Regions from separate parts of the Mus musculus genome. Here all the other regions are linked to region 1. The links are chromatin loops, found by intact Hi-C in ENCODE. Cell type or tissue: heart. All regions are shown on one strand.

Evidence for each region. Peaks named below come from ENCODE experiments on the same cell type or tissue, not always from the same donor. Only the 100,000 strongest peaks of a DNase experiment are listed, where the experiment ranks them.
Region 2: it touches region 1 in a loop (3-fold over the local background); 3 of 42 quality-filtered maps call a loop at or near these places.
Region 3: it touches region 1 in a loop (6-fold over the local background); 12 of 42 quality-filtered maps call a loop at or near these places.
Region 4: it touches region 1 in a loop (2.2-fold over the local background); 12 of 42 quality-filtered maps call a loop at or near these places.

What each region holds. Positions count from the first base shown.
Region 1 is chr1:43,823,439-43,831,438 of GRCm38, forward strand. Uxs1 (UDP-glucuronate decarboxylase 1) reads right to left here and starts at 4,401. Exons shown (of 15, transcript NM_026430.4): 1 at 4,177-4,401. The coding sequence starts at 4,270. In heart, no CTCF peak of the experiment used is centred here; DNase peaks (open chromatin) are centred at 3,693 and 4,533; H3K4me3 peaks cover 2,641 bases; H3K27ac peaks cover 1,911 bases.
Region 2 is chr1:44,098,608-44,106,607 of GRCm38, forward strand. It overlaps Tex30 (testis expressed 30), which reads right to left and starts at 3,834. Exons shown (of 6, transcript NM_001356297.1): 1 at 3,721-3,834; 2 at 1,241-1,394. The coding sequence starts at 1,255. It overlaps Poglut2 (protein O-glucosyltransferase 2), which reads right to left. Exons shown (of 10, transcript NM_023645.3): 10 at 7,939-8,000. In heart, a CTCF peak has its summit at 3,918; DNase peaks (open chromatin) are centred at 3,134 and 3,874; H3K4me3 peaks cover 2,539 bases; H3K27ac peaks cover 2,140 bases.
Region 3 is chr1:43,930,206-43,938,205 of GRCm38, forward strand. Tpp2 (tripeptidyl peptidase II) reads left to right here and starts at 3,789. Exons shown (of 29, transcript NM_001310540.1): 1 at 3,789-4,048. The coding sequence starts at 3,884. In heart, no CTCF peak of the experiment used is centred here; a DNase peak (open chromatin) is centred at 3,716; H3K4me3 peaks cover 2,924 bases; H3K27ac peaks cover 1,832 bases.
Region 4 is chr1:43,773,306-43,781,305 of GRCm38, forward strand. Uxs1 (UDP-glucuronate decarboxylase 1) reads right to left here. Exons shown (of 15, transcript NM_026430.4): 7 at 6,760-6,864; 8 at 1,512-1,571. Among named protein-coding and RNA genes, the nearest start is that of Ecrg4, 47 kb to the left of the region's middle. In heart, a CTCF peak has its summit at 3,167 (motif pointing right); a DNase peak (open chromatin) is centred at 3,006.

The DNA.
Region 1 (8,000 bases):
GTGCAGGAGGATGACAGCAGATGAGGCTGTTGACTAACACACCTTGCAGAGATTATCTGACTACAAGCCTTGCAAAAACTTATCAGATCTTTTTCAATTCTATCCAGGCCAAAAACCAAAAGCACTATGGGCAAGCATTCTGAACCTGTGCCAGCTACATGGAAGGTTGCAGTGAATTTCAATTCATTCCCTTAGGGAGTTACGGGGCTCTTTCAATGTGCACTGCCTTAAGAACTACATGGCCTGATGCAAAGGCTAGGAAAAGAATTAAAGTGCAATGCTAAGTCAGCCTAGGGTGACATACATGAACTACCCTGACACATAAGCTGCATGAGAGCAAGGACAACACATCTACTACAGCAAGAGCGAAGGCTGGGAAAAGATGACGACGCAGACAACTTGAGCTCTGCTGGAAGAAAAAAAACAGTTATAGAAAGCAGACTAAAGATGATGGTGTTATAATTGGGAGTATTTGTATATTGTTACACAGAGGTAACATCAAGTTCTATTTTAACAGAAGGATAGGATTATTAGTAAGGAGAAACAGAGATTAGAAAAACGCAGGCATATCAGAACTAGATAATAAAACTTCACTGCTAAAGACAACATGCTTTGGCTGCAGAACATAGAGAAATCAAGCTGGAAATGATGTGAAGCCATCCCCCCACCATTCCCTGATGGCACATGCCTTTAATCCCAGCACTTGGGAGGCAGAGGCAGGTGGATTTCTGAGTTCGTAGGCCAGCCTGGTCTACAGTGTGAGTTCCAGGACAGCCAGGGCTATACAGAGAAACCCTGTCTCACAAAAAAAAAAAAAAAAAAAAAAAAAAAAAACACCAAAAACGAAACCATCCTCCCTGTTAACTACATTTCATAGTGGCAAAGGGTGTTACACAGGCTCATAGATGGTATCCTTGCAAGAAACCCTCATGCTATAATACCAACCTTCCATGTAAGATGTGTCAGTGTTGCAAGGTCACAAAACTTATAGAGAGCAACCCAACTGCCCTGGATTGGTTTGAAGCCTGCCCCACAAGACTGGATTCAGACCTAGTGCTATAAACTTGGTTAAAAGGCCATGGCTCAGAAGCAGGCTCCTAATACTGTGTGTGGTACTGCTCTGCTAAGAAAGCACGTTGTCCAATTGCTTCTAAATATGTATGCTCAGACCCACAGGTTAGTGTTGCCCTCGACCTTGGCCAGAGTAGCTTCTCTCTGGCTCAGCAGTTAAGAGCACTGACTGCTCTTCTAGGGGTCCTGAGTTCAATTCCCAGCAACCACATGGTGGCTCACAACCATCTGTAATGGGATCTGATGCCCTCTTCTGGTGTGCCTGAAAGGTGCAACAGTGTACTCACATATATAAATAAATCTTAAAAAAAAAAAAAAAAAAAAAGATCTGTCACTGTGCAGACAATCAGTCCCTCCAAGTGCTCAGCTCTAAACAAGTCTCTATCATCAGGCAATATATTAGAGAACAGGAGGCCAACCAAAGGGCTGAAGGGTGGGGAGGAGCACTGTGAAACACTGTCTTTAGGAAACAACACAACCACTGTAACCATGAACTCCCTGCAGCTGCAGTTACCTACGCAAGATCAAGTCAACAAGATGGGTCAGCATTGAATGAACTCAGTGGGTTACTAACAACAAAAAAGAAGGGGCTTGGGGTATCTAGAGGAGAGGAAAGGGTGAGTTGGGGTGTATATGAAACATTGTTTACATGTGAATTTGTCAAATAATAAAAGGTATTTTATTTAAAGAGAAATCACAGGTGCCACCAGACTACATTTCCAGCATCCTATTATGACCAATCAGCAGCTCTGTAACATTTTCGTGGCAAAGCAGCTCAGACTTACTGCTACCTCTCATTACTAATATTGTCTCCAACCAGCCTTTAAATCCTCACAGTATACTCAACACCCATTCTCTGAGCTGCCTGCTCTAGTCCTTGCCTGCCTGGGTAGCATCATTGTTGTGCTGCGATCTGACACTCCCAGAACACTGCTCTTCCATGCATTACTAGACTACTACTATTTGATCTTCAGTGCCAAAGGACCTCCGCAAGTGCTGCTCTTTCTGGAGCATTCTCTCCTGTTAACCCCTACATATCCTTCATTCTCAGCTCACATCCTGGCTTCTCAGGGAATCCAACACACTTGATTTCTAACCCATCCCCTCCCACCACATCAGTTTGTAAACTTAACCTTTTTTTGACATGAGTACTGGACTCAGGACCTTCTCTTTCCAAGCAAATGGTTCTCAAAGCGCTGTCTCCCTCAGAAGGACTTCTGGGTTGCTGAGACTCTGAAGCCACCCCAGACTACAGAGTGAAACAAATATAAATAAAAGACAAACAAGAAACTACTCGATAAACCAAGCTATTGAAAATGGAAATTATCAGGCCACATCCCAGAACCGCTGAACACAGAACAAACTGTTTTAAAACCCTACTGGATGACTCTGATGCACTCAAGAGTGTGCTGAACTACTGGGTCTATGTTCTGTACCATCAAGGCAAAACCCTGATGTTTCTGCACTTCATGCTGTGCCCTGTTACCACTGTCTACAACTGACAATGTTAACAACTGAGAGAAACATGATGGTCAAATGAAAACTCTTGCTATAGCTTCATAAATTCCCTATTATCAATTCTAAACACCTATGCCTCACTTCGGTATCCCTCCCTAAGTAAATCAGCCCTGAAATTGCTATCCAGAGACCTGACTTCTAGACCCAGATCACTGCCTTTCGGGCTGGAATGAATCTTGGCCCTCTAAGATTGATAAAGGTGCTAATCCCTCATGCTTTTAATTTTCTCACCCATAAAACACTATTACTATTCATATTTACCTGTATTACCCCTGGCAGGATAAGGATCATACCTATACATACAGTTAAGCACTCAGCTAACTTAGGCATTACTAATAAAACAGTAATAATTACTCAGCTGTAAGGGGTCTTTTTCTTGAATAATCATCTTCTTCAATACAGACCACACTTGAAGTTAATTCTTCCTTCCTTGCTGAAACCAATCAAATCTACCAAGCCACCCAGATCTAAAACTTCTCCTAGCAACCAGAAGCCTTTCCAGAGCTTCCTGGCTGCTGCTGCTGCTGCTGCTGCTGCTGCTGCTGCTGCTGCTCCTCCTCCTCCTGCTCCTCCTCCTCCTCCTCCTCCTCCTCCTCCTCCTCCTCCTCCTCCTCCTCCTCTTGCAACAGCTGAGCTGTAGCAGCCAGTCTGCATCCTACTAACACCATCATCCCATCAGTTGAACCCACGTTCCAAAGTACCTACTCACCTGGGAATCAGACCCTGGAAACTCAATCACTTAGCAGTTTTCATTCGAGTATGTTTGCCTGGGTGGCCAGGATTCAGAAGGAGCTCACTCACTCTGAGAGCTATTTTTAGCCCAATTTTGGTACTTGGTAAAGTAGTAATAGCTGTTATATCCAGTTGCACAGAGCAAAAACAAACAAACAAACACCAAAAAACTAGACTTTGCCTTCTCTGAGAAGCTGAGGGCCCCTCAAGATAAACAGGCTAAGGATCCAATTGACACCCGCCCCGCCTGCCCCCTATGCTGTGCCTCCTTCCGCGACACGCTGGAGGAGTACCTGGTGGCGCGGGAGGAGAGTGGGGAGCGGGGAGTGTGAGACAGGATATCAGAGCATGGCCACACAGGGCATCCACGGAGAATGGCAACACTCAGCTGCTGAGTAATTTTCCTGCGGAGCAAACAGTCGGAGCAGGGACCCTGCCAATAGCTATAATATTTTTATCCTACTTAACCAGCACCGTCCCCAAGGATGTCCCCGCGCCGCACTCTCCAGGTTCACCCTAACCCTAACCCTGGGTGCTGTGGACAGCACAGCACAGCGGTTCGGGTCAGTACGAGCTGGCGGGCGCTGCGAGGTTGGCCGAGTCCGCAGTGTCTACAGCTCGGGGAACGTGTCCACCGCGTCCCGGGCAAAGGCCCCAACACCGGCCACCGGTCCGACGCCGGGCCTACGCGGAAGCGGGCAGCAAGCAAAGCGGCCAGCGGCTCCACAGCACAAGTTCAGCCTCGTGGAAGCTGTGAACCGGTCCCCGGCCCTGAACAGCCTGCTGCTCGGCCGCAGCGCCCGCTCCCCGCCGCGCGGGAATGAATGGGCTCCCGCCCACCGCGCACGCACTCACAGGCGGCGTAGGCGAACAGCGCGATGCCGAGCAGAAGCTTCATCCTCCTGCGGTTGACTGAAGAGACAAGGCGCAACAGCCCCTTGCTCACCATGCCCGGGAACCGCTCGGGTCCGGGGCCTGCCGCGCCGGCCAGCCGCAGCACAATGCGCGGCGGCCCGAGCCCCGCCCCCGTGCACCAGCCCCACCCCCGCGCGCCCGGCTTCCTGCCGGCTAAACCACTGCGCTCGCGCGGCTGGGTCCCGGCCTCCGGCTCCGCCCACAGCCGTGCCCCGCCCTCATCCTCCTTTTCCCCGCAAGCGCAGTGTAATCCCTGAGTTTTCAGGATGGTGTCAATCAACCAGGGATGGGTGGGCACAGTGGGTGGCTCGGAGCGCGCATGCGCAGCCCAGTGTGCTTGCCCCCTTTTCGCTGCTGGGGTAGCGTTCGACGTTTGGCGCGGATCTCGGAAGTTCGCCTGCAACTTGCAGGGCGCTTGCGCGTTCTTAGTCCTACACGGCCGGCTGGGCTGTGGCCTCGCGCTGTTGGAGATGAAGAACTGGTTTGCTGTAATTGGTGTGTCTTGACAGTGAACAGTTGAGTTTCTATGAGTGCGGGGCTAGTAAGTTGCCTTCTTAGCTGTTCTTTTTGCAAGGCAGGAAAGTGATAAATCCCAAACGCGCCGGTGAATCGACAACACTTCTCTTCATTTTCTTTATTTTAAAGATGAAGGGTATATTATCATGAAGAGGTTGTTAATCGTTGGAATTTAGGACAAACCACACTGCAGTGGGAACAGCAGAAATGAGCAGGGATCATTTCTGGTACAAAGTGTATGGGAATAATTTCAGAACAACAGACACTTTGCCTGATCATAGTTACCAAAAGCGAGACAGAATGCTCTGGTTATGTCTTCTCCTTAAGCATAGCACAATGAGATCTGAGGTACTTTTCCTCTCAGATGTTTGAATATTAATGAGACTCAGTGTTGGCAGACAGTTTCACATTCATAACAACCCTGATAAAAGATAGAAACATGAGGGCTGCTTGAAGACCTATGAAGAAAGGGTTGCCATCTTCAGATTGTATGAGTGTACTGTAATGTTGGGATGTCTGCATGGTTAAGGAGGGAAGAACATAGACCGGAGACTGTGACTCTGGATTTTCATGTCTCCATCTGTAAGTCATTTCCAATTCAGGAATTTTCTGGTGAGTTTTAAGAACTAAAAACTATCCATTGAAAGGACAATTTAGAGCAAAAGCTCCACATCCTATCAAATAGGCAGACTCTTGTCAAAAGTAACTACATTAATAGTGTAGAACACAGAGGTTCCTAAAAGTGACCCATAAAACTTTGCTTTGAGCAATAGTGATAGGAAATGGTGAATTAATCAGTTGATTTTGGACTGTATCACCCAGTACTGTATTGTACCTGTCAAGCTATATCCTAAGGGAATGCATACAAAGAGTCTTCAGAAACACATGTTCTGCTAGGCCTTAGGGTATTTGATAGAATCAGAAAAGTCCTCTTTCCTTAAGATACCTTCCATCCATCTGTCAGGAAATTGTCATAATAAATGCATACCCTTTTGTCTGTAACATTGTACAGATCTATGGTGTATATCTTAAGTGCATCCAGGAAAGGAAATGGAGTTGAATGATATTCCCTGTGCACTAGGGGCTGTGGAGCTGGGTAGGTATATCTGCTCTGATGGGGTTTTCTGGAGTGCAACTGGATTATAATTACTACGAGAGCTCCAAAGAAGCAAGCTGCTGAAACATGAAAAACCTCCATAAAATAGTCTCTCTCCTCATGTTCTTCCCTGTTTGTCTCCATTGACAAAGACACATAGTCAAGGGCATAGACAGGGGAAGGAGATGGTACTGAACTGAGTCAAATGGAGGGAGGGAATCACCATACAACTATACAGCTTATAACATAGTAAGAAACATCAAGTCATATATAAAAGAGAGCATGTGGGAAGAACAGCAGATTGTTCATTTTAAGGTGATAATTTTGAAAGACAACATGTATGTGGACACATACAAGAGTAGGTACTTTACTATCATACTTCCTGTGCTTGCAGGTGACCAGCATAAGGCAAAGGAAGAGTTAATGATGTGGTGGCAGAATCTGCTTTAGAAGGTGGTGTGCAGATCCAGCTGGGTTGTGTGTGTGTGTGTGTGTGTGTGTGTGTGTTTGTGGATGGGGGGGGGGCGTTGCTTAATGTCAGTGGGAAATAACTAAAACATCTCAGCAGAATGAAACATAGAGTCTGGAGGGAGATAAAAGCAGAAGACTCCATGCAAGGATATCAATTTGTTCATATTAAAGCACAGAGGACCCAGTTTAATATGCAGGACTCAGCAGAAGCAGAGTAATTCAGCGAGACAGCAGCTCTAGAAAGCACAAGGTCTTACTTCATTCACATGCTAAAAGAAGCTATTCCTGAATCAACGTTGGCCTGCGGAAAATTTGCAATGAAAATGGGGAACGTCAAACAGCATCTTTTCAATAGCATATATAAATAATACTAAGATAAGGTAGCATTCCCTACATGGTCCTCAAGCATTGAAAAAATGCAACATAAGTACACAATGGACGGGTCAGAGAGAGAACTCAGGCAGTAAAAGTGTCTCTTGTACAAGCCCAAGGCCCTTACTTCAATCCAAGAACCCTTGTAGGGACAAAAGCAGCAGGCATCCTGGCCATGGTGCAGTAACCACAGAGTCTTCCAAATGATCAAAATGCTGAAAGGAAGTGGCCACTGAGAGCTCAACTGTAGGAGAGGCATCTGTGTTGGCCTCCTAAGCTGGGGAAATTCTCAGGGAAAAGAGGGGAAGAGCACACTTTCCATTCTAACTTGTTGAACTGTGCCAGCAACCCATGCCAAAGTCCATGACTTAGACACATAAAAGAAATAGAAAAATCTGATTTTAAAGGCATAGAAACCACCTTCTTTCTTTTCTTAATTGACTAATTTTTATTATAGTCAACACAATATGTATTTTATACCAATCATAAAAATGATGGACGTGTTATTAAATGAACATAGATAAAGTCTTTTTGTTTGTTTTGTTTTTAGTAGAGCTTTAAAATCTTGGCTCTTACTATGGTACAAACCCAAAATAAGAACAATTTTTAGTTATTGGAGCTCACTGTATTCAGGCTGTACTTCAGTGTCCCTCTCGTCAGCAAAGGATTTTACCTCCATAGTAGCTAAGCTAAGCTAAGAGTTGACAGTTCTGCTGCGCCAAGGAATGAATTGTAGGTATGATTGTTTGGATACAGATTTCCTGTTATGGTCAAAGCTATTTGACTTGAGTGACTGTCACATTCTCAACCTGCAGGGAACAGGTTACATTCATTTAAGAAATGGTGTGTGAATTAAGATGGTCTATCCAGGAAGTCGTTCATCAACTGTTTCAATGAAGAATGAAACCACTTTCAAAAGCATCATAACTTGTCCAGTACAAGAGATGCCAGTCCAGATACAGGACAGGTTCTTCAGAACACCAAACAGAAACCAAAAGACAGCTCTTCTATCATAGTATAACGAGAACACTAAATATGCAGAACAGAGAAATTGTATTGAAGCAGGAAGAAAGAAACATCAAGTCATATATATGGTCATATCAAGGAGAGCATATCAGAAGAACAGCAGATTAGTCAAGGATCCTTAAAAAGCCAGAAGGACTTGGAGTGGTGTTCTGGAAGAGAACATCTCCAAGCCAGACATCAATACTGTATCCAGTAAAGCTGTCACAGCTGAAGGAAAAACAAAAGCTTTCCATGCTAAAACAGACTACGGGAATTTATGACCACTCTAAAGAAGGTACTTGGA
Region 2 (8,000 bases), 280 kb after region 1:
TGACCCCTGTTGGATTAGATAAAGGCTGAAAGAAGCTGAGGAGAAGGGCGGCCCTGTAGGATTACCAGCAGGACCTCTAAACAGACCACCACCTTCACATACTGTACCACCAAACAGACAGCATACACCAGCTGATATGAGGCCCCCAATGCACATACATCAGAGGGCTTCTGGGTCTGTGTTCATTCAGAGATGATGCACCTAACCATCAAGAGACTGGAGGCCCCAGGGAGTTTAGAGGTCAGGTGGGGTGGGGACATCTATGTGTGTATGTGTGGGGGGAAGGTATAGGATGTAGAACAGTCGGAGGGTAGATGGGGGAGGGAATAAAATATGGAGTGTAAAAAAATAAATTAATTAAAAGAAAAGAAATACTGTCAAAAATAAACAAAACAAAACAAACAAAGTTTGGAGCTGAGACAAAAGGATGGACCATCTAGAGACTGCCATATCCAGGGATCCATCCCATAGTCAGCCTCCAAACGCTGACACCATTGCACACACTAGCAAGATTTTGCTGAAAGGACCCTGATATAGCTGTCTCTTGTGAGACTATGCCGGGGCCTAGCAAACACGTAAGTGGATGCTCATAGTCAGCTATTGGATGGATCACAGAGCCCCCAATGGAGGAGCTAGAGAAAATACCCAAGGAGCTAAAGGGATCTGCAACCCTATAGGTGGAACAACATTATGAACTAACCAGTACCCCGGAGCTCTTGACTCTAGCTGCATATGTATCAAAAGATGGCCTAGTCAGCCATCTCTGGAAAGAGAGGCCCATTGGACTTGCAAACTTTATATGCCCCAATACAGGGGAACGCCAGGGCCAAAAAGTGGGAGTGGATGGGTAGGGGAGTGGGGGGAGGGTATGGGGGACTTTTGGGATAGCACTGGAAATGTAAATGAGGAAAATACCTAATTAAAAAAAAAAGAAATACTGTCATGTGCTTTAAGTGCTAATATATTAACTCATGTAAGCATTCCTTATAATTCTATGAGGCAATTACTATTATTCCTACTTTACAGATACAGCATAGCAGATTAATTTGCTCAAGGCTACATAGCTATTAGCTAAGAATGAAAAGTCAGGTTCTTGTTCTGGAATCTTTACAATTCTAAGTCTGTACTGCCTCTACTGTGCAAACTGAAAGCAAGGCTATTATACAGAAATGATGATTTAACCCATTCTCCTACCTCCCAAAGTTGACCAGAAGATACTGAGGATATGACCATAGCTTACCTCTGTATGACTCATTTTCACTGTTGAAAAATAAGCGTAAGGTGCACTACATCTGAGAAGCAAAGGGCATCTCTCTGAAAAGCAGATTCTGTTGTAAAAGGTGAGTTGTCAGACAAGGATATGACCCCAAACTAGGAATGTGCACATTCAAAATCTGAAATAGACACAATTAGAAACTCTTTTACACACTGGTATCTCTGTACATAGTCATTACTCAACCACATATTACTTTCAAGATTTTTATGAGCACTCAAAACTAATTACAGGAGCTGGCAGATATTATATAAGACAAAGCAAATTTGATACTTTGACACAGACACCTTAAAGTAGTTCATTCCAAAACAAGATGCTATACCTTTTAAAAATATATTTGGAATATATTTATAAGAATCTCCATTCTTAACCAGCCCAACTTAATTTCTACTAAATAAGTTCCTTTGTTATTCCTTTTTTGATACAATCTCAACAATTTTTAATTATTTTCCCTGAAGCTATTAAATCAATCATTCCATTTTTCTCTCCTTCATATAACAATAGTCCTTGTCATGTGATCCTATCGACTCTGGGTTTGGCTACCAAAACATTTCAAACTTCTACTTTTGAGTTAAGCTATGGCAGATTTCTAGAAATTTCGAACTGATTTTTCACCCTGAACCACAGAGAAAATCTATCCCGGGATTTTTTTTTTCATTTTCAGCCAGAATCCTATAATGAAGATAGTCTGAGAAAACTTAAAGCCAAATTAAAGCCTGGAGCGCAGTCTAAGTCACAACTGACCTGAAGGGCTGGAAGCACTGAGAGCTACTATAATTTCTGAGATCCCCTTTTATTGTGAGAGCTTTCATTTTTCAGCATATCACTGGCACGAGAATTTCCATTATCATCCATGTGCATGGACATTTGTTTATTCAGTAGGTAACAGTAACATGGTTCAAAGCGCAAAAGATTCGAAGAATATATTTAAAAAAAAAAACCTTTGTCAAAATAAGCCTCTAATTTTTTTCTTTTTTCTTCTCTTCTTTCTCCTCTGTGCTCTTTCTAGTCTTTTAAACTTGGGGAACACAATCACTCAAGAGAGTGAAATGGGGAAACTAATGGAAATACCCTACTGCTCCTTAAAAAGACTTAAACTAACATATTAGTCTTGCACCTCTATCCACATCAATGCACTTCCCCTTCCAGTTCCAAATATATCAAGAACTGCCAGTTTTTGTGTGATCTGAAGGCTTTTATTAATTCAGACTAGTTTTATAGATTCCCCCCCCCCCCGTTGGTTTAACCACTGCTTTTTAAGAGTTCATTATTCAACTGTTAATATCTCCAAGGTGTCTTTCCCAGTGACTACCCCCCCACCCTCGCAAAAGCCAGGTTGGGTGGGGCCTGACTATAATCTCAGGATTTGAAAGGCAGAAAGGAGAATCTGCAAATTTGAGACCAGACTGGGCAAGACCCTGTCTCAAAAACAGAACAAAACAAACAATAACAAAACTAAACACAAAACAACCAACCAACCCCATAAAGAACTCTTTCCTGTCACTTTAATGGGATTTCAGAAAAACAGTACACTTAGATACATGTTTTTAAGTTAATATCAACCTGGGAAGCTCTTCCAGACTAACCTGTGATTTTAAGGAAAACGGCTTTCCTCCAGACTTCATTATGAACTTGTTCTAGACTGCTTCAGCAACACCGAAAACGTCCCATATGGTAAGCGCTCGAAGCGACTGTTATCTCCGCCCCCCCCCCCCCCCCCACGCTTTAGATAAGGGAGGACGGAAGCCTGGCTCAGCCTCAGTGTCGCCCCACAGCAGAGGGAGAACACTGCACCAACCCACCAACCCGGTAGAAACAAGGTGACGACTGTGACACAAAACAAATATAGCTGATGCGGTACGGGGTTCAAACGTCCTGGACAATCAAGCCAACAGTTTAGGGGGGAGGGGCTACTCACACTCACAAGGTAGTTATTTTCTGGTAGTTAGCTTCCACTAAGCTCCCCAAACGCCACGGCCACCCGACTTCCAGTTTAAAAAAAAATAAACATTTACTCACTGTCTGTTCCGTCTGCAGCACTACCTAGGCTGTCACCGCGCGAACAAAACTGTGAGTTCTAGGATCGCCGGGGTCGACCAACCATACGACCAAAAAAAAAAAAAAAAAAAAAAAATTCCAAACCCGAGGTTAGAGGTCGACGGGAACCGTCGTTTATTCGCTTAACGAACGCGCGCGTCCCGGGCCCGTCTGGGAGGAGGCTTAGCTCCCGTCACCCCCAACAGCTCGTGAGAGTCGCCGCGGCCCGGCTCCACCTGCCCGTCGTCCTAAACCCGTGTCCACCCTCCTCGGCAAAACAGACCGTCGGCGGCTGCCGGCCGGGAGCGCTTGGCTTCCACGGACGCCTCGGGCGGAGGAGAGCAGCAGCCCCCGAGGAGCTGCCGGCCGGCCTCACCACCGCTGCCTCCACTTCCCGCCGCCGCGCTTACCAGCGAACGCACGAGTGACCGCCAGCGCCCAACCGCCCTCACTCTCTTCAGGGAGCGAACTAACACGCTCGAAGCGACCGCCTCGCCGCCCCCGTCAGCGCGGCCCGCTACTGCGCTGGCGCACGCAGGCTTCGCCCGGGGCTCGTGGGGCGCGCCGCGAGGCTCGCCGGGAAAGAGAGTTTTCTGCCGGCTTTTAGCTCGGCCACGCCCCTCGCGGGCGCCTGGAGGCTGGACTCCTGAAGCCGGAGTCTGTATGCTGGGACCGCCGAGCCGAGCGCGGGAAAGGATTTTCTTGTCGCTGCCTTGGCTTCTTCCGGTCTGATCAGCCCATCGGAAGACACGGAGTCAACCCTGACAACTTCTTTCCTCACATCCCGCCGTGAATTCTTTATCCCTTTGCATTTCAGGCGGGTACGATTCAGTACCTCGCGGGCATAGGACAGCTATGCATGCGGCCCAAAACAAAATCTTGCACTTAAAATTCTCTCATTCTCTCTCTCTCTCTCTCTCTCTCTCTCTCTCTCTCTCTCTCTCTCTCTCTCTCTCTCTCTCTCTCTCTCTCTCTCTCTCTCTCTCTCTCTCTCTCTCTCTCTCCTCTCTCTCTCTCTCTCTCTCTCTCTCTCTCTCTCATTTATCAATCATCTATCTATCCATTCACCTAAAGTATTTTTATTTTTTGGCGACTTGACCTCGTAATTCCCTGTGCGCCAGGCTAGGTTAAGCCTCCCACATTACCATTGCCTGCTTTGTCTACCGGTCATCAGAAGGGTGGGTTGCTAGCATCCTTGTGCCCATCACTTCATTTGGATAACCCTGAGGGTATATAGGACCCATCCACTCAGTCCCACCCAAAGACTTCGTACCTTCCTCTTTAGAGCCAAATAATCAGAATTTCCTCCTGTTCTTTCAGGGGCTTTGCCACTTCACCCCAAACCTACCAAGCAAGCCCAACTGCAGAGGTTTGACTCTTCCAGTTCCTCAGATTGCAGCTTTTACTTAGGACTTCATCTACATGTCCTTTTTGTCTTTTTCCTTAAGGAGTGTGTGTGTGTGTGTGTGTGTGTGTGTGTGTGTGTGTGTATTTATTTGACTGACTCTCCTGATTAGGATAACACGTGGCAAATGTTTACTAAATGAATTAAATCCCCCTTATGCACTTGGTTACCTGCCCTCTTCTGACACAGTACATATTAAGAAACAACTAAGGGAAAGCCATTTATGACAAGTGCTTTCTCAAGTTACAGTCTTAACATTTTTAAATTAACACTTCCTTATTGTCTGTTAACCTGTCTTCCTTCTTTCCCTCCTCTGCCCGTTTTCTTCCCCAGACTCTCTCCTCTCTTCTTTGGGTTCTTGAGTGTGTTACAGTGTCAAAAACCAGGAGCCAACACTGAGATGTTGCAAGGGAAAAATTTTACTCTTACAGCCAGACAAGACTTAAACTCTCCTCAGTAGTAGGAGAATAAAAGCAGCCCAGACCAGAAACAGGCCTTTTTATGGCAAATGAGCAAGTGATTTTTAAAAAGACAGACAAAAACAAAACAAAACAAAAAACGGAGCCAACAAATGGAATTTTGGAGTTATTTTTATGAGCATAGGAATGGTACATACTCTGAGTAGACAGTGAACATACCATGAAACAGTTTATGGTCACCAATTCTTGCAAGAATGGAAACAGTTTACATTGTATCATTCACAAGATTCCTGCAGAAAAACATGAAAACAACAAACCCGACTAACCAACCAATGACATAATCAAGGTGACCTCTAGACGTGGGTGTGCTTATGGTGTGATCTGTCCCTTAATGGAGTCCGTACTGCCACTGTCCGCTCTACCACTAACACATTGCCAGCTCAGGTCTGATACCTTTTCTATGCTTTATTTACCTGTCCTAAGTTTCAATTTCCAGTAATTGTACACTCATTTGCAGCTATCATCAAATTCTAAGGGCATCTTATCATTTCTAGAGGAAACTTACCATTCCCTCTCTTACCTTTCACACCAGACACCCACCAATATGATTTGTGACTATTGAATGGAGTCACAGAATGAGATCTTTGATCTGTCACCTTGCACTTGGAATGTGTAAGTGTACCCTGCTTCTTCTTCTCAAATAATTCCTATCACTGAATCCTATTAAACAGTTTTATGTATCCGTTTACTAGTTTGTGAACATTTGGCTTATTGTGAATCATATTGCTACAGTGTTCAGATAAGACAGTGGTGCTTTTGAGAGAGAAGCAGAGGGAGATTTTAAGAGATTAAGCTGAAGGCTAGGAAGATGGAGAGAGGGTTCTCAAGGCAAGAAATGTTAAGAATGCCCCATTAGAAGAAGAAGAAAAAAAAGAGGCTAGGAAACCCCCACCCCATACATCAGAAGGATTCAGCCCTGCTAAATGTCTTAATATTAATTAACCCAGGGAAACATTTCAGATTGTGACTTCTAGGATTGTAACAACACATTTTTATTGTTTTAGAGGACTAAGTATGTGATACTTATAGGAATAGGATAGTAATAGGAAACTAATATAAAACCGTTATTTATGAACCAAAATTTGAGTTCTATGTTGTACTGGCTGGTTTTATGTGTCAACTTGATGCAGGCTGGGGTTATCACAGAGAAAGGAGCTTCAGTTGGGGAAGTACCTCCATGAGATCCAGCTGTGGGGTATTTTCTCAATTAGTGATCAAGGGGGAAAGGCCCTTTGTGGGTGGGACCATCTCTGGGCTGGTAGTCTTGGTTCTATAAGAGAGCAGGCTAAGCAAGCCAGGGGAAGCAAGCCAGTAAGGAACATCCCTCCATGGCCTCTGCATCAACTCCTGCTTCCTGACTTTTTGAGTTCCAGTCCTGACTTCCTTGGTGATGAACAGCAGTATGGAAGTGTAAGCCGAAGTGTAAGCCGAATAAATCCTTTCCTCCCCAACTTGCTTCTTGGTCATGATGTTTGTGCAGGAATTGAAACCCTGACTAAGACATATGTGTACTGATGATTTCAACCACTTAAAATGCTAATATTATTCTTAGTCTCAAGGTTGTACAAACATGGATGGTGGGCCAGATTTGGGTTGTAGTTTAAAATGTCCTAAATCAAGGCCTGGTATGGTGGTCTACTCCTTTAATCCCAGCACTCAGAAGGCAGGGGCAGGTAGAACTCTATGAGTTTGAAGCCAGACTGCTCTACATAGAGAGTTCCAGGTCAACCACGATTACCTAGTAAGACCATGTCAAAGAAAAAAAAAAGAAAGAAAGAAAAAGAAAAATACAACATAAGTTATTAAATGACCACATTGCATAAAATTCTGAAGAAGTAAAACTTGCAAAAAACCAAAACCAAAAACAAAACAGTGAATGTCTGAATCAATTACTATAACAATTCAGCCATGACCAAATAAATAATACGTAATTTGCATGGCTTTTTACATTGCTTCAAAATTAAAACGTCATTAGTACAATTCACTGTAAATGAATGCAACAAAAACAGAAAAAGAAAATATGAACAGTTCCAGTAGATATCTGAAAAACAAAACAAAACAAAACAAAACCAAAAAAACCCAACCAGTGGCTATTTAAAGCTCTTTTATTGGAGCTTGGTATTATATAACTGAATGCATATTATGTGTTCAACATTTATTGTATGAATCCCCATTAGTAATGGTTCACTTGGTTGGGCCATCCCCAACATAAGGTCAAACATCTTGGATGTTTCAGTCAGGGTATTTTTCAAAGAGATTAACATTAAAATCAGTGAACTTGGAGTAAAGTAGGTTGACTGTTGTGTGTGAGCTTTATCTAACTGGAGGAGAAACTTCAGTGGTGGGACTCATGGACTAGCATGCCTGGCCCCTAGCTAGTTCTTTAATTGCATTTTCAAGCTAATTGTCATTTTATTGACCCATTAAAATTTGTTGTCCCTTCCACAATCAGGGAAACCTGTTAGACCCCAAAAGAATCATCTTTGTAATCAAGATGCTTAAGGACTGAGGATTAGGGGAGAGTCTACAGGGAACTACTGCAAAGTATGGCGACTACATAATATAAAGAATCAGAGGTGTTACATTCCTGAAAGGAGCTAGAGAAAGTAGAGTCGATCCTGACTTCCAGAAAAAGGGAAAAACAAATACCAGGGCCGGAGGGAAACGAGCATTGGGTGGGCGGTGACAGGATTTGTAATAAGTGGTAATAGGTTTGACTACCAACAGAGGCAGAGGCCAGATAAAGGCAGCTCTAGCATGTTTTATTAGAATGAGGTTTGACTGAGACTCAATGAGTAGTTATTCC
Region 3 (8,000 bases), 110 kb after region 1:
TCTAAGATCAACTGTAGACAAATGGGATCTCAAAGAATTGAAAAGCTTCTGTAAGGCAAAGGACACTGTCAATTGGGGAAAAAAAGGCAACCTACAGATTGGGAAAATATCTTGACCAACCCTACATCCAATAGAGGGCTAATATCAAATATATAAAAAGAACTCAGTAAGTTAGACTCTAGAGACCCAAGTAACCACACTAAAAATGGGGTACAGAGCAAAACAAATATTTCTCAACTGAGAAATCTCAATGCAAATCAAAACAACCATGAGATTCCACCTCAGACCAGTCAGAATAGCTAAGATCAGAAACTCAGGTGACATTAGATGCTCGCAAGGATGTGGTGGGATTGCAAGCTTGTACAACCACTCTGGAAATCAGTCCGGTGGTTCCTGAGAAAATTGGACAGAATACCACTTAAGGACCCAGATATATCATTCCTGGGCATATACCCAAAAAAAGATGCTCCAACATATAACAAGGACACATGCTAAACTATGTTCATAGCAGCCTTATTTAATAATAGCCAGAAGCTGGAAATGACCCAGATGTCCTTCAACTGAGGAATGGATATAGAAAATGTGGTACAATTACACAATGGGGTACTACTCAGTTATTAAAAACAATGACTTTATGAAATTCTTAGGCAAATGGGTAGATCTAGAAAATAACATTCTGAGTGAGGTAACCCAGTCACAAAACAACAACAACAAACAAAACAAAACAAAACAAAACAAAAAACCACACACAGTATGTACTCACTGATAAGTGGATATTAGGAAAAAAGTTAGGAATACCCACCATATGACTCACAGCTCATATGAAGCCCAAGAAGACTAAAGTGTGGGTGCTTCAGTCCTGCTTAGAAGATGGAACAAAATAATCATGGGAGGTAGAAGCAGGGAGAGAAGAGGGATGAAGAAAAAAGAGATCAGGTGTGGGAGGAGACAGAAGAGAATTCAGGAAATTGAATGGAGCAGTGTAGCAATAGGGAATGGGGAACTGGGGGGAGCCACTAGAAAGTCCCAGATGCCAGGAAAGCAAGAGGCTCCCAGGACCCAACGGGGATGACTTTAGCTAAAATACCCAAGAAAGAGGACAGAGAACCTGTAGAGAACATATCTAGAGGTAGGCCTGCACCTACCTCATAAATATTAACCCAGAATTGATTCTGTCTAAAGGAAATGCAGGGACAAGAGTGGATCAGAGCCGGGCGTGGTGGCGCACGCCTTTGATCCCAACACTCGGGAGGCAGAGGCAGGCGGATTTCTGAGTTCGAGGCCAGCCTGGTCTACAGGGTGAGTTCCAGGACAGCCAGGGCTATACAGAGAAACCCTGTCTCGAAAAAACCAAAAAAAAAAAAAAAAAAAGAGTGGATCAGAGACTGAAGGAAAGGTCATCCAGAGACTGCCCCACCTATTGGTCCATCCCATCAGGAGACACCAAACCCAGACACTATTGCTGATGCAAAGAAGCATTTGCTGACAGGAGTCTGGTATGGCTGTCTCCTGAGAGGCTGTGCCAGAGCTTTAACAAGCAGATGAGGATGCTTGCAGCCAACCATCAGACTGAGCAAGGAACCCTAATGGAAGAGTTAGGGGGAGGACTGAAGGACCTGAAGGGGTTTGCAACCCCACTGGAAGAACAACAAAATCAACCAACAAGACACCCCCCCCTTCCCCCCCAGAGCTCCCAGGAACTAAAGCACCAACCAGAGTACACATGAAAGGACCCATGGCTCCAGCTGCATATGTAGCAGAGCATATATGCCTTATCTAGCATACATGGAGGGAAGACCCTTGGTCCTGTGGTGGTTCCATGCCCCAGTGTAGGGGAATGCTAGATCAGTAAGGTGTGAGTGGGTTGGTGGATGGGTGGGGGAACTCGCTCATATAAGCAGGGGGCCAGGGGGATGAGATAGGGGGTTTGCTCCAAAGGGTAGCAGCTGATGGCTCTGATTTTATAAGAGACATACACGTGGGAATCTTATACTTATAACTAGAATAGCCTGGTTTTTTTTTTTAAGATTTATTTATTTTATGTATAGGAGTACACTGTAGCTGTCTTCAGACACACCAAAAGAGGGTATCAGATCCCATTACAGATGGTTGTGAGCCACCATGTGGATGCTGGGAATTGAACTCAGGACCTTCAGAAGAGCAGTCAGTGCTTTTATCCGCTGAGGCATCTCTCCAGCCCTAGAATAGCCTGTTATAAATGGAAATATGTCTAATTCTCATCAAACTTCTAGGGAAAAGCTGCCTTTTCTTTCCTCCCTTCCCTCCCATCCCATTTTTTGTTCATTTTAATCTTAAGATTTACTCATTGTTTTCATCAACTTTGTAATTGTAAGTTAACTTAATCCAAAAGAAAAAATTAACATTCTGATCCCAAGAAATTCTTTCAAGTTACAATTTAATATATTTTAATATATTTGCTCATAGAGCAAAGTATGAGGAGTCAATGGAAATGCTGTGGTTTGAAACAAATGGCATACACGGGATTCTAGGAACCTGCCTCTTAAACTGGAGACCATAGAAATGCACAGGGCCCATGATTGAATAGGAAAAAATTATTTTCATCCTCCACATGTTCTTAATTATGAACACAGGCAACCTTTGTTATTAAAGTGTGTAGTTTAGATATATTCAAATGCCATTTACAATTGTTTTCCAATTTAAAAATAACATTAGTTATTAGACTTGACGATGGCTCTGTTATTTAATTTTAAAAAGAGCACACATGTAATTACTTACATATATGAAACTATTGCAATACAACAAAAATTAAGTTGTTATAATTCTTTCAACCGTCTACTTCCTGTATAATCCTATATATTTCATCTTATGCATTTAAAGACATCTCTGTGGTAAGGTGTCTTGAGTTTGTCAATGGGATAATTAAGATTACTCTGGGCGCCTTCTTGCTGCTGGGACTTTTGGAGTAGACACAGCAGTCGCTGCCACTAAAGAGAAGAATTACCACACTTATGGCTGTGGTTCGGTGCTCAGTATTTCAGAGGCCTCCAGGCAGGCTACACACTGAAAAAACGTGCAGAATCTCTCACTGGTACAGAGTAGATTTGTCACAAATAGGAAAATATTAATTCACCCCCACAATATTCTTAATTATGAATGTTGGCAACCTTTGTTACTGGATAATCTGTGTAGTTTAAATTTCAAATGCCATTTACGATTGCTGTCACTGTGCATCCTAATGGGAAAAAAACCCCGCAAACTATGGCTCGGTAACTGTGTTACAAAGAGGAACTTCACTGGAGAAAAGGCAGGTATTTTTCTGAAATTCCGGATGCCAAGGGTAAGTAAGCCACGAAGACAGGAGGGAGCTCATTTCTGTCACGTGTTTTGCTTTGGGGACTCTGGCGACAAAACAGCCGACAACCCACTTCCTGTTGACTAAACAGCACCTCACCCTGCCAGAAAGGCCGGGCCGCTAAATCTGAGACTTCCGCGCTCGACTTTACAGGCTTCCGGTCCGCAGCGGGTTAAGCCAACCTCGGCGGCGTCGCGAGGATCCCACGCCTCAGGCAGACAGCCCGTTCCTCTCGCTGCTTCTCACGGAGAGTGACAGCTCGGAAGGCAAGAACCTCCCTCCAGTGCGTTGTCATCCGCAGCAGCGCACACTCCGTTCCAGCTCTGCAGCCTGGGTAACATTCCCTCGTCGTGACTCGTAGCGGCGCCGTTAGCTTACGTTGAAGCGTATGATTGGCTAGACACCTCTGACCGCACACGATTGGGTACTGGTGGCCAGGCTCCGCCCCTTCCCCACCTCCGTCCCGCGGTAGCCGGGTGTCCTCGCGCCGCTCGTCCGCGCGCTGCCTGGCAGTTTGCCTCTTCCTCGTCTGTCCTCCAGCTTGCGTCCATGGCCACCGCCGCGACCGAGGAGCCCTTTCCTTTCCACGGTCTTCTACCAAAGAAGGAGACCGGGGCCTCCTCCTTCCTGTGCCGCTACCCGGAGTATGACGGGCGCGGGGTGCTCATCGCCGTCCTGGACACAGGGGTCGATCCCGGGGCCCCGGGCATGCAGGTGAGGCGGCGCCCAAGGGCCCGTAGCCCAGAGGGCCGAGCCTGGAACAAGGCGGGGACCGGACGGGCCGGGGCGGCCCGGACAGCTCTGGGAGACCTCCAGGCCCTGTTCCCTGTCCACACAAAAGCGGTGTGGTCAGCGTGGCTGTTCGGGATCGGGGGCCGCGGGGAAGCTTTGCTGGTCAGCCTGGGCGTTCCAGGCCCCACACCTCTTCAGGGTCCGCACCCGACCTCGGCATGGGAAAATTTTACAGTTTTATAGGTCTGGGAGGGCGCGGGAGCGTGGGGGGCACCAACGATAGGGGTAACAGCCTTGAAGAGATCCTTAGTGATGTTTAAGAGATACTCGTTTTGGCAAGGCCAGCAAAGTGAGTTCCCAGAATTCGACCCAGTCCGCTTCCGGAATGGTTTCTTCTGATACTTTTGTTCTATTTTTAAGTTATTTGCTGGTGTTTGTTCAGGGTCCTTGAAATCTTTTGGGTTAGTCTTTTTTTTTTTTTTTTTTTCAAAGGGCCCGACTAATTTGTTTCGGGCGAACTTTTCAGGCCTTATAAAATGTGCATTTTAAACGAGAGAACATACTTTGATTACGACTTCCTAAAAATGACTTCATTTCCTTTATTCAAGTTAGAAGTCTTTAAGAGCAGGGACCTTACTGATGTTAAAAAAAAATGCCTGAATAAAATGTATTCTGTGTTTAAATAGCCTCTTACTAAAACCCCCTCATAAGTACTCTCTAACCTTTGTTGAAGAGCTTATCTGACTAAAACTAGAGTTTATTTACCCTCTTTTCGGTCCGTGGTCAGTTTATCAAATAGATAGATTAGATCACATTGATACCATCTTATCCTTGTTCCTCACAAAAGAGGGATACTAATTCCTCTCCTCCTAGCCCTTGATTTGTTTCCTCCAATCTTTAGTTTTCTCATTGTGCTGCCTAATAATTGACATAAATGGATGGGAAGGTAATTGACGTACATGTTAGAGGTTATTGGAAAGGATAGGAAAGAAGCCTGTGTGGACACTCTGGGACTCTCAGGGAATCCTGCTTCCAAGTGTTTGTTACTTCTTCCCCTTTCTGGTGCACACCTGAGCCCTGAAGCACACAGTGTCAGAGTCTCTGATTAGAAGTTCAAGTGACTACAGTTATTTTATTAATAGTAATTGCTAAGGTTTAAAACTTGGTAACAGCAATGACACGTTGTGAATTTATTACACAGTGGAAGTGCTTCCCAATACACAGGAGTGTGTGTTTACTTTTTGTAGGGTGTGGGAGAACAACTAGGGTAAGTGGCTCACTAGTTCTTAGCGTTAGAGGTTCAGAAAATCCTGAAGATTTTGGCGTAGTACTACTCAGTGGACATTTGTAGAATTTTTGGTTCTGGTTAGAGTATTTTGTTTCTGTAAAGTAACAGTTTTTACCCCATAGGATTACTTGATAATTGAGCAGCCAACACACATGATTTTACAGTGCTAAAGTGTTAAGTACTTTTTTTTTTTTTTAAAGTCCTGAATAAACACTAAATGCTAGCAGAAGGAGTTCATGTTGGGTCATTGTCTGAAGGGAAAATATGCTTGATATTTACACAAACATTAACATTTAGTCAATAAAACATTGAACCAAAAGAAAACATAAGATCATCCAGCATTTATTCTCAGATTCTAAACATGATCTTTTGTTTAAATTCAGCAAGGAACTTACATGGGTGACTTTGATTTTTTTTTTTTTTTCTTACCTGAGGAAATTATTTTGTAGCTCTGTGTGTACATCATTAAGGTAAAAAGCAAATAGAAATAAAAAGAGAAGGAGGCCTTTCTGGCTATTTGAGTTGTCAAATGGGATCTAAGTAAAGGACTAGAGGTTACAAATGAGAACTTGGAGAAACCAGCCAGTGTCTCCTCCTTTAACTTCCTTAGACCAAGTCCTTTTTTGTCACAGCTTCTGGGTGTATGCAAAGTAGAGGGCAGAGTCAGGTGTGATAGCACACTCCTGTATACAGACTGCATGAGGAGATTAATAATTACCTAAATGTTTAATATTCTCTCAGCAACCATTCAAGTACCTAGTATGTGGCTACAATTCCATTGAATAATGAAGTCCTGCAAACTATGACTGTTATAGAGATGCAGTGAAAATGACAGGAAAACTGACTGAGATCGTGAGTGAGTTTCCTGACAAGATGAAATTTGGTTTAAGCCATATAGATACAGAAGCAGTGCTCACTGCTACTAATCTCACCACTGATCCATGGTTTGCTTTTCCAAACCTACTATTTATCAAGAGCAAACCAAGTATCAACATCTTTGCTCAAAGTTTGCTTTTTTAATAAAACTCTAAAATTTCAAATTTTATTATAAGGCCCTTCCCCTACTAACGCTAACCTTTGAGTGTAGCCTCAGCAACACCCTTCACTCCTATACTTCACTCTTGAATATTTGATTTCTCTCTTTCCCAGGTACCCAGATGTCTCAGGTCCTAATACGTGTGTTTGCATGTGGTGTTTAAATTGCCCAACAGTTTTCTATAGTCACTTGCAAGCTGCTGCTTCATTCTTTTAAGACATCACAGATTTAATTCAGCCCTTTGCCTGCTCTACTGTTAAGGTCTGTGGCTTCAGAGAAAATATTTCCACTATTACCGATTGTATTTCCTACTTATCCCAAAGCTCGACTGCAAAATTTTCATGTGGTTTTTGCCTTTACATTCTTTTCTATCCCTCAATTTTGTGGTCTCTTTGAAAAATCTCCAGTGGAGCATATGTATTTTGCTTGCCGTGTGTGTGTGTGTGTGTGTGTGTGTGTGTGTGAAGTGCAGGTCACTTCTTATAAGTAAAACTTATGGAAATAGTACATGGTAAATAAACCATTAAATCCCGTCTGGCTTTTTTTTCTCTTACTGTTTTTGCTCACATACTGATAATGAGGATTTATTTTACTAGTTTAATATGATTTTGATACTTACTTTTTTTCCTGATTTGTGGTATTGAGCCTTCTGGTTATCATCAGTCTTCTAGTATAAATACTTAAAAAAAACTAAAGAATTGTTGTTCAGAAAAAGAATAGCTGAACCTGTCAGGCCCTTTGAAGCTTCATACTATCATGCTCTCGTTTTTTTGTTTTTTTTGGGGGGGGTGTGTGGTTGTTTTGTTTTTTTGGTTTTTCGAGTCAGTGTTTCTCTTTGTAGCCCTGGCTGTCCTGGAACTGACTCTGTAGACCAGGCTGACCTTGAACTCAGAAATCTGCCTGCCACTGCCTCCTGAGTGCTGGGACTAAAGGCGTGCGCCACAAAGCTCTCGGTTTTTCAAGGTGACAGGACAAAGAGTTTGGTGTGGGATCCACCAGCTGTACCTTCTTTGCCCTATCAAGAAAATAAATTCTGTCCTCCTATACGAGCCACTTCTTCCTTGAGTATATGTTAAATACAAAGCTTTGCATAGGCTATAGAGGGAATACTTTGTGTGGGAGAAAAGGTTCATAGTGGTAAAAAAGACTCAGTAGTCATGGCCATTAACTATGATTTTAAAGACTTACAGATTTTCTAGGTTGAAGAAAAGTCTAAAGAGTTTGTGGTTGTTAATTTTTGATATTTTTTGACATTTGGTATTTTTTTCTTTTTTCTTTTTTTTTTTCAGACTTTGTGTTTCCATACCTTATTCCAGCTAGTTTGTGTGTGTGTGTATGTACATGCAAATACAGTTTTTAACTAGTATGTGACTATATATATATATATATATATATGTACAAAATGATGAGTTTTTCATGACAGTTTTATATATGTATATCCCAAAAGACTTCAAGTAATAAATGGGAAAAAAGTTAGCTCTCAAAAGAACAGGACTTTTGAGTTGGCTCATTGAATAAGTATGGTTGCTGTCAATCCTGACAGTGAGTTGAATCTCCATGACCCACATGGTAGAAAGAGAGAACCAATTCCTACAAGTTGTCATCTGACT
Region 4 (8,000 bases), 50 kb before region 1:
GGCCAGGATTGAGACGCTGACTCCATAACGTATTCACTTTGCGATCACAAGGACCTAAGCTCTATCCCCAAAACCAACAAAAAGAAAGAAGGCTCAGCATAGTGGCGCCCAGTTTGTAACCTCAGCGCTGAGGCGGCAGAGTCTGGAGATTCCTGGGATCTGCTGGCCAGCTGCCCTATCATATTTAGTGAGCTCTAGACACAGGTGAACCAGACTCCAAAGTCACTCTCTGCCCATTACAAATACATGTGCACCTCCCCGCACATGGAAAACCTATATGTATTCATGCTTTTATCAGTGAGCATCTGTATGTGTCCACATACATAAAGGTCTAGTAAAAGTTATCTCAGAAGTCTGGTGTGTCAGTGAGCATCTATAGTCTCAGAACTTGGAAGGCTGAGGCAGGGGACCACAAGTGGAAGCCAACCTAGGTTATATAGCAAACTGGAGGCCAGCCTGTGCTGCATTCAGTTTTAAAAGACAAAATAAAACAAGAAAAAGTTTTCCAATACTTACCCTCCTCATAAGCATTTTGTGATGCTGCAAGGGAAGGCAGATGCTTCACAAAACCCAAATGTTCTAGCAGCACTCATGCAGAAAGTGCCAAACCACAGGAGTCAACTGGACCACCCTCATTACTTAAAACTCCTAAAGACGACAGCTCTTACAGAATATACAAATGAATGCTGACAAGGAAGCAAAGCTGTCACTGGGCCTTTTAGACAGTGAACACGGTGCGGGCTGGGGCACCTGCTTTGCCATTTCAATTGCCAAGAACCTCAAAGAAGAGGCTGTGTTACACTGTCATGGCACTTACAACTAGTTTCTGTACAATTTGTGTTGCTGTATTGTTTTCCTACATGGCAAACTTACTTCAAAAGTGATCTCTTCCAATTTTACATCTCAACATCCTCACTTCCCTTGTCCAGAAGAATAATGTACAAAGAGAAAAAAAGGACATCACGTCAGGGTCTGGCTCCTCACTGTACCCTGCAGCCAGCTGGAGTTTGGATGGTGTACAAACCAAACATGAACTACAAATCCACGCCAAGCTCCTGGGTACTGAATAGCTCGGGAGGCATCATGATGGTGGTGAGTAGGTAAATGTAACCTGGAGTTGACTGGCACTACCTTTCCTGGTTCTTTCAGGATTCTTTCTGTAACAGGTGAGGAAATGAGCACATGTCACTAGCTAGCTCCCAGGTCACCGTGTTCACTGCTCATGCTGAAGAATTGTACCAGCAAAAGGGACAAAAGCAACTTCATGTTGGTAATCTCCGAGATGCTTTCAGAGCAAATAGGAAAAGTCCACCTCTATGGAATCATAAAAACCTCATCATTATTAGATAGTTGACCTGACTCAGGCCTCAGAGTAGCAGTAAAAAAAAGAGGCTGTGTCAACAGGCTGGGTCCTCTAAGTTGAATCCTGAACTCTGGTTCCCTCTTGCCTACAACATTATACAAACAGTCCCATGGCTTGGTGGGCTTCTTTCAGGGGCTCCATCACTCACCTCCATATACCTCGGAAGTGGAGGCCAAGAGCAGACGGGCACCCACGCGCTTTGCCAATCCTGTAGAAAGTGTAAATCATAAGGGAAACTGTCAGTTTACACAGGCAGGCACATGTGTGTGTGTGGCCAATTTAAGCAATGTTTTAGTCCTGGAAGTGCCTTAGTATCTACCAAATTATCTACTCCTAGTGCACCTGCCACAGAACATGTGGGGGAAAAAACAAAAACAAAAAAACACCAACAAGAAAACTGTAAATGAACCCTTGCGACGAATAATATTTAAGTGAGATATGGTAGCTGCATACAGGGCCAGATCCAGACTCTGTTGAGCACAGTGTGACTCCAAGGAGCTTTGCACAGACTCTATGCCCCCCAAAATGCTAGCTACCTCATATGATTTTTTTAATTGAAAAACAATTTTTATTCATGCAATATATTCTGATCACAGTTCCCTTCCCCTAACTCCCCCCAGCTCTTCCCCACCCTTCCCATCTATCCAACTGTTTCTCTGTGTCTTTAAAAAATAACGCAAGCAAATGAAAAGCAAACAAACCAGAATCTAAAAAAGAAAAAAAACACAGATATTCACACAGAAACAAAACCAATATGAACAGAAAATTGGAAATAATACCCAAGCAAAAGACACGTAGAACATAAAATGCTTAAAATATTAAACAAAAAGTCTACAAAAATACCACTGAGTTAAATTTGTATTGACCTTCTCTGTAGGGCTTTGGGTCTACCCTTAAACGTGGTTAATATAACCATCCAGTGAGAACCAACTGGAGAAGAGTAATTTTTTCCTTTGCAATCAGATGTCAATTAGCGTCCTGGTTGGGGTGGGAGCTCAGTGCTGGGATCCTGTCTGTCTTGAACCTATGCAGGCCCTGTGCGTGCTGGCACAGCAGTCTCTCTGAGTTCATATGCACATCAATCCTGCTATTTTGGAAAACTGTTTCCTCTGAATCATCTTCTGTGGCTTCCCCGAATTTTATTAAGTAACTACACTGGCAGGTTAACTAGCAAGATAAGCTCTCCCAGCTGCTTCTCATCCTGCCTTCCCAAATGGCACACCTATCACCTCTTCTGCATACCCTGCCTGGGCAACTACCTGTATCCTTCTTCTGTCTTCCAGGTTCTGCATACAGGCACCTTCTAGAATGCAGCCACTATAATGCCCAATCCTGCCCCAAACCACTTTCCTACACTCAACACCCACATACGAACAACTAGACCGTTACTAAGTGTGGGCTCAAGCAAACATGGAAAGCCCTCCAGACTTTTCCCAGAGTTCCAACATATAGTGAAGAAGCCCATCACCTTCACTTAACTCTGATACACCCCACTGTACCCCATGACTGCACACCAGGACCATGAGAGGATCTGGCCCTGACATGGAACACAAGTCAACACTGCTGCCCAAGAAGTACAGCCAAGTGGGACAGAACAGGCATCCATGGCCTGAGGCCAGTGCTGGGGGAGTAGGATGAAGGGCAACAGTGGAAGAGAGCCAGGGGTGTGAGCTGTCAGAGCAGCTAGGGAAGGAAGCAGGAAGCCTCTAAGATGGATGTCAAGAACGAAACGGGGGGGAGGCAGGGGAGACTGAGACAGAACGGGCAGCTTCACCATCATGTTATAGACACTGGATGGCAGTACCTTTCAGAAACAAACTGAAAGGAATTATTCAAAGAGTGAGAGCAGGGGATGCTCTGAAGATGAGGACAGAGACTGCCCACTCCCATGTGTTTAAGAAGAAAATGCCATCCTGAGGTTGTACCAGATGGAATTGGCAGACTACCTCCTGGACACCAACTATGGTGTCCTATCACTGTGGAGTCTTACAGAGCAGCTGCAATGAAAGATCCTGAGGGGTTTTTTTGTTTTGTTTTGCTTTTTCTTCTTTTTTTGTTTGTTTGTTTTAAACCCTTTTGATTTTGAGATAATTGTCTATGCAAATTTAAATGCACAAAGGAGAGATCCTGCTCTCTCCCCTCCACACAGCACCCCAATGGTACAGCTAGATGAGATGCCACAATGGCCCTGTGAGCCTGACCCAATCATCACTCCAGTCAGATTGTCTTACTGACTGATGGGTGGGGCCAGTCCATTGTGGATGGTGCCACCACTGGGCTGGTGATCCTGGATTCTATAAGAAAGCAGATTAAATACGCCATGGAGAGCAAGCCAGCAAACAGCACCCCTCCATGGCCTCTTCATCAGCTCCTGACTCTAGATTCCTGTTCAGTTTGAGTTTCTACACAAGCCAAATAAAATCATTCCTTCCCAACTTGCTTTTGGTCATGGTGTTTCATCACAGAAATAGAAAATCTAAGACAGAGGCCAAGGTTGGAAATGTCAATATTCTCCAGTTCTCGGGGCTATGTACTATACCACAGGCTTTCCTGGGTCTCCAGTGTGCCAAAGGCAAATGGTGAGGATGCTTGGTCTCTGTAATCAGAGTCTACTCATAGACCTTTCTATTTGTCTAATTATGCCACACTGCTTCTGTTCCCCTGCAAATCTTAGCTAAAAAATTCTCCAAAACATTCAGCCCACGATGAGACTTGAAACCAACCTCCAGCCCTTGCAGACCCTTGGTTCATGCTTTGCCCAAATTAAGATTAGGGCTGTTTCCAGATCTATCCATACAACCTGTTTTAAACATTTCTATTAAGTCCTATTTTTCCCACCCAACATTAAAATGTGGCTTCTTCCTTCCACTTTGCAAATCACCAAAACACGAATAAGTCTAAACTAAACGTAAGGTCCTAAGTCATCATCCCAGACTCACGATCTAGTATGTGACTCTGCACGTGGCCACCTTTCTTCATACTTCTCCGTCACCTCCTCATGATCTAGTATGTGACTCTGCACGTGGCCACCTTTCTTCATACTTCCCCGTCACCTCCTCATGATCTAGTATGTGACTCTGCACGTGGCCAACTTTCTTCATAATTCTCCGTCACCTCCTCATGATCTAGTATGTGACTCTGCACGTGGCCACCTTTCTTCATACTTCTCCGTCACCTCCTCATGATCTAGTATGTGACTCTGCACGTGGCCACCTTTCTTCATACTTCTCCGTCACCTCCTCATGATCTAGTATGTGACTCTGCACGTGGCCACCTTTCTTCATACTTCTCCGTCACCTCCTCACGATCTAGTATGTGACTCTGCACGTGGCCACCTTTCTTCATACTTCTCCGTCACCTCCTCACGATCTAGTATGTGACTCTGCACGTGGTCACCTTTCTTCATACTTCTCCGTCACCTCCTCATGATCTAGTATGTGACTCTGCACGTGGCCACCTTTCTTCATACTTCTCCGTCACCTCCTCACGATCTAGTATGTGACTCTGCACGTGGCCACCTTTCTTCATACTTCTCCGTCACCTCCTCACGATCTAGTATGTGACTCTGCACGTGGCCACCTTTCTTCATACTTCTCCGTCACCTCCTCACGATCTAGTATGTGACTCTGCACGTGGTCACCTTTCTTCATACTTCTCCGTCACCTCCTCACGATCTAGTATGTGACTCTGCACGTGGCCACCTTTCTTCATACTTCTCCGTCACCTCCTCACGATCTAGTATGTGACTCTGCACGTGGCCACCTTTCTTCATACTTCTCCGTCACCTCCTCACGATCTAGTATGTGACTCTGCACGTGGCCACCTTTCTTCATACTTCTCCGTCACCTCCTCATGATCTAGTATGTGACTCTGCACGTGGCCACCTTTCTTCATACTTCTCCGTCACCTCCTCATGATCTAGTATGTGACTCTGCACGTGGCCACCTTTCTTCATACTTCCCCGTCACCTCCTCATGATCTAGTATGTGACTCTGCACGTGGCCACCTTTCTTCATACTTCTCCGTCACCTCCTCATGATCTAGTATGTGACTCTGCACGTGGCCACCTTTCTTCATACTTCTCCGTCACCTCCTCACGATCTAGTATGTGACTCTGCACGTGGCCACCTTTCTTCATACTTCTCCGTCACCTCCTCACGATCTAGTATGTGACTCTGCACGTGGCCACCTTTCTTCATACTTCCCCGTCACCTCCTCATGATCTAGTATGTGACTCTGCATGTGGCCACCTTTCTTCATACTTCCCCTTCACCTCCTAATTCTAACGTGAATCCTCAGGTTAGTGGGAGCAGGAATTCAGTCTCCAAAACTCCCATGCAGCCCCCATCTCTCCTGACCCCTCCCAGGTATATCAGTTTATCTTCCTAGGTACAAGGCCACACTACCCATTTCTGGACCAGGGCCACCAGCACTCCTCTGCTCGTCTCCCAATAATCCTAGACACTGGTGACCAGCTTCAGAGACAAAGAAAAGGAAAGCAAGCTGGTCCTTGAATTAAGTACCTGTCCCACTCCCTGGAAACTGACAAGAGCCATCCATGAAAGACTGGTTACTACAATTCAGGAAAGAAAGGTGCCTTCCCCATGTCAAAAAGCCATACTGTGAAACTACTGAACAGTACCCACAAAGGGGTAGAGGAGGGTGCAAATACCATAATCAAGCCAGCAGACCATAGGACTGAGCCAGCCATAGGACTGAGCAAGTTCCAATTACCAATGTAAGATACTCAATGTCAATCCAAAAATCTTAAATTAAAAAAATCATCAAAACAGTTGGTATCTGCGCACTGTTATGAAGAACATAATTAACTTGTGCCATCCTGCTTTATAATGTCCATGATATGACTTACCCATTTGTCCCTTTGTCAGACATATTCTTGTGGTATACATTACCCACTTATTAGTCACTGTCATATCAAGGACTGACTGTAATGGCATCAAAAGAATCATGTGTATGTTAAGAACGTGTTAATATCCCAAAGGCCCCAGAGCAGTGACTCTCTGTGACTCAAATCAACAAGAAGCCAGAAAGTGCTCTCTTCAGATTAAAAAGTAGATGCTCCCAACTCAAGAGAGAAAAATAATAATTCTGAGGGTGAAAAGATCTATAGTAAGAATTAATTTCATATTGGAGTAGATATAAAAGAAAAAGAGAGACATACTAGCTCTACTAGTATAAAAGCTAAGTACACACAGTTCAAGTGCTAATGCTAAAGACATCACAGGATTTGGTACCGTCTCATTTTAGGGAATCACAGGAGTCTTGGAATATGCATTATAGGTGGAAGGTCCCACTACTATGCACTTTTGAAATCTCTTAAAATATTTCCACAAAGAGAAAAGAAAAGAAAAAAAGAAAAAGGACAACTTACTGACCCAACATGTTTAGTGTTCCAATTGTATTAGTCTTCAGTGTCTTGATGGGGTTGTACATGTAGTTTGGTGGGGAGGCTGGAGATGCCAGATGATATATCTGGTCAACTAAAGGAAACAAAAGAAAGAATGTCATTTGTAAGAAAATGGTTTTTGCTTCTAAATCATGAGCCCTTGGATACTACCGTGTAAAGCAACTGTGCCAGTTTACCTTACGCTGAAATTCTACTTGCTAATATAGTTATGTTTGAAAACCAATCACATTCTTAACAACTTCAAACAAAGCAAACATTAACAGTAAATCACAAATAAATCATGTATAATTATAGCCTTTACTGAAAATGAAAGCAAATCTAAGATGAATGTGCTTATGTACTGAATATTGCTATTGTGAATACTGAATTTACAGAATTGATGGACATTCTGACTGCAATGCTGAGAGTATCACTTCATGTAAATGTGTAGTACAAACAGTAAAGTGTGCTTAGGAAATTTCAGAAAATTTTAGAAAATCTGGCTTGACTCTAAGTCAAAATGTACTTAAATATACATTATATATTTACAGATGTGTAAGTATATAGAACTATTTGCATAAATATATAACTATATATACACAGTAACCCATCTAGCAATTCTTAAAATCAAACATCCTATTATAACCCCATAATATTTTATAGCTCTGCACTGGAGATAGAAAATATTATAGTGTAAAAGCAGAAACTGAATAGTAAAAGAAACAGATCATAACATACAATACTGTCTGTTCTGAGCATGAGCTGGCATGGCTGGCACCGCAAAGCAATCTGCATGCTGTGTGTTCAGATCAAGGCTACAGTGAGGCTACACAGTGACACATGGGCAAGCACTGCCAGAAATATCTCAGATTCATTATAAATTTGATGTTTGGTTTGCTTGTCTGTCTGTGGAAGGTGTTTGTTTGTTTGTTTGTTACAGAGTCTAGGGTAGCTCAGGACCTTGAACTTCTGATCCTCCTGCCTGTTAACTCTCAAAGACCTGGATTATCAGTTGTACCTCAGTTACAGAAAAAAAATTAAAGTTAGCCTGGGCTGTGTAAAACCATGTCTTAAGAGGGTGGTGCCCGGGGAACTAAGAGGGAGAGTGTATCTTTTGAGCCCAAAGCATTTCTCTGACATCAAACTGAAGTCATGAAGCTGCCCTCCTTCCTGTCACTCCAGCCCATCTTTCTTCAAGGCTCACCCTGATGCCAATTTGTATGTGAAACT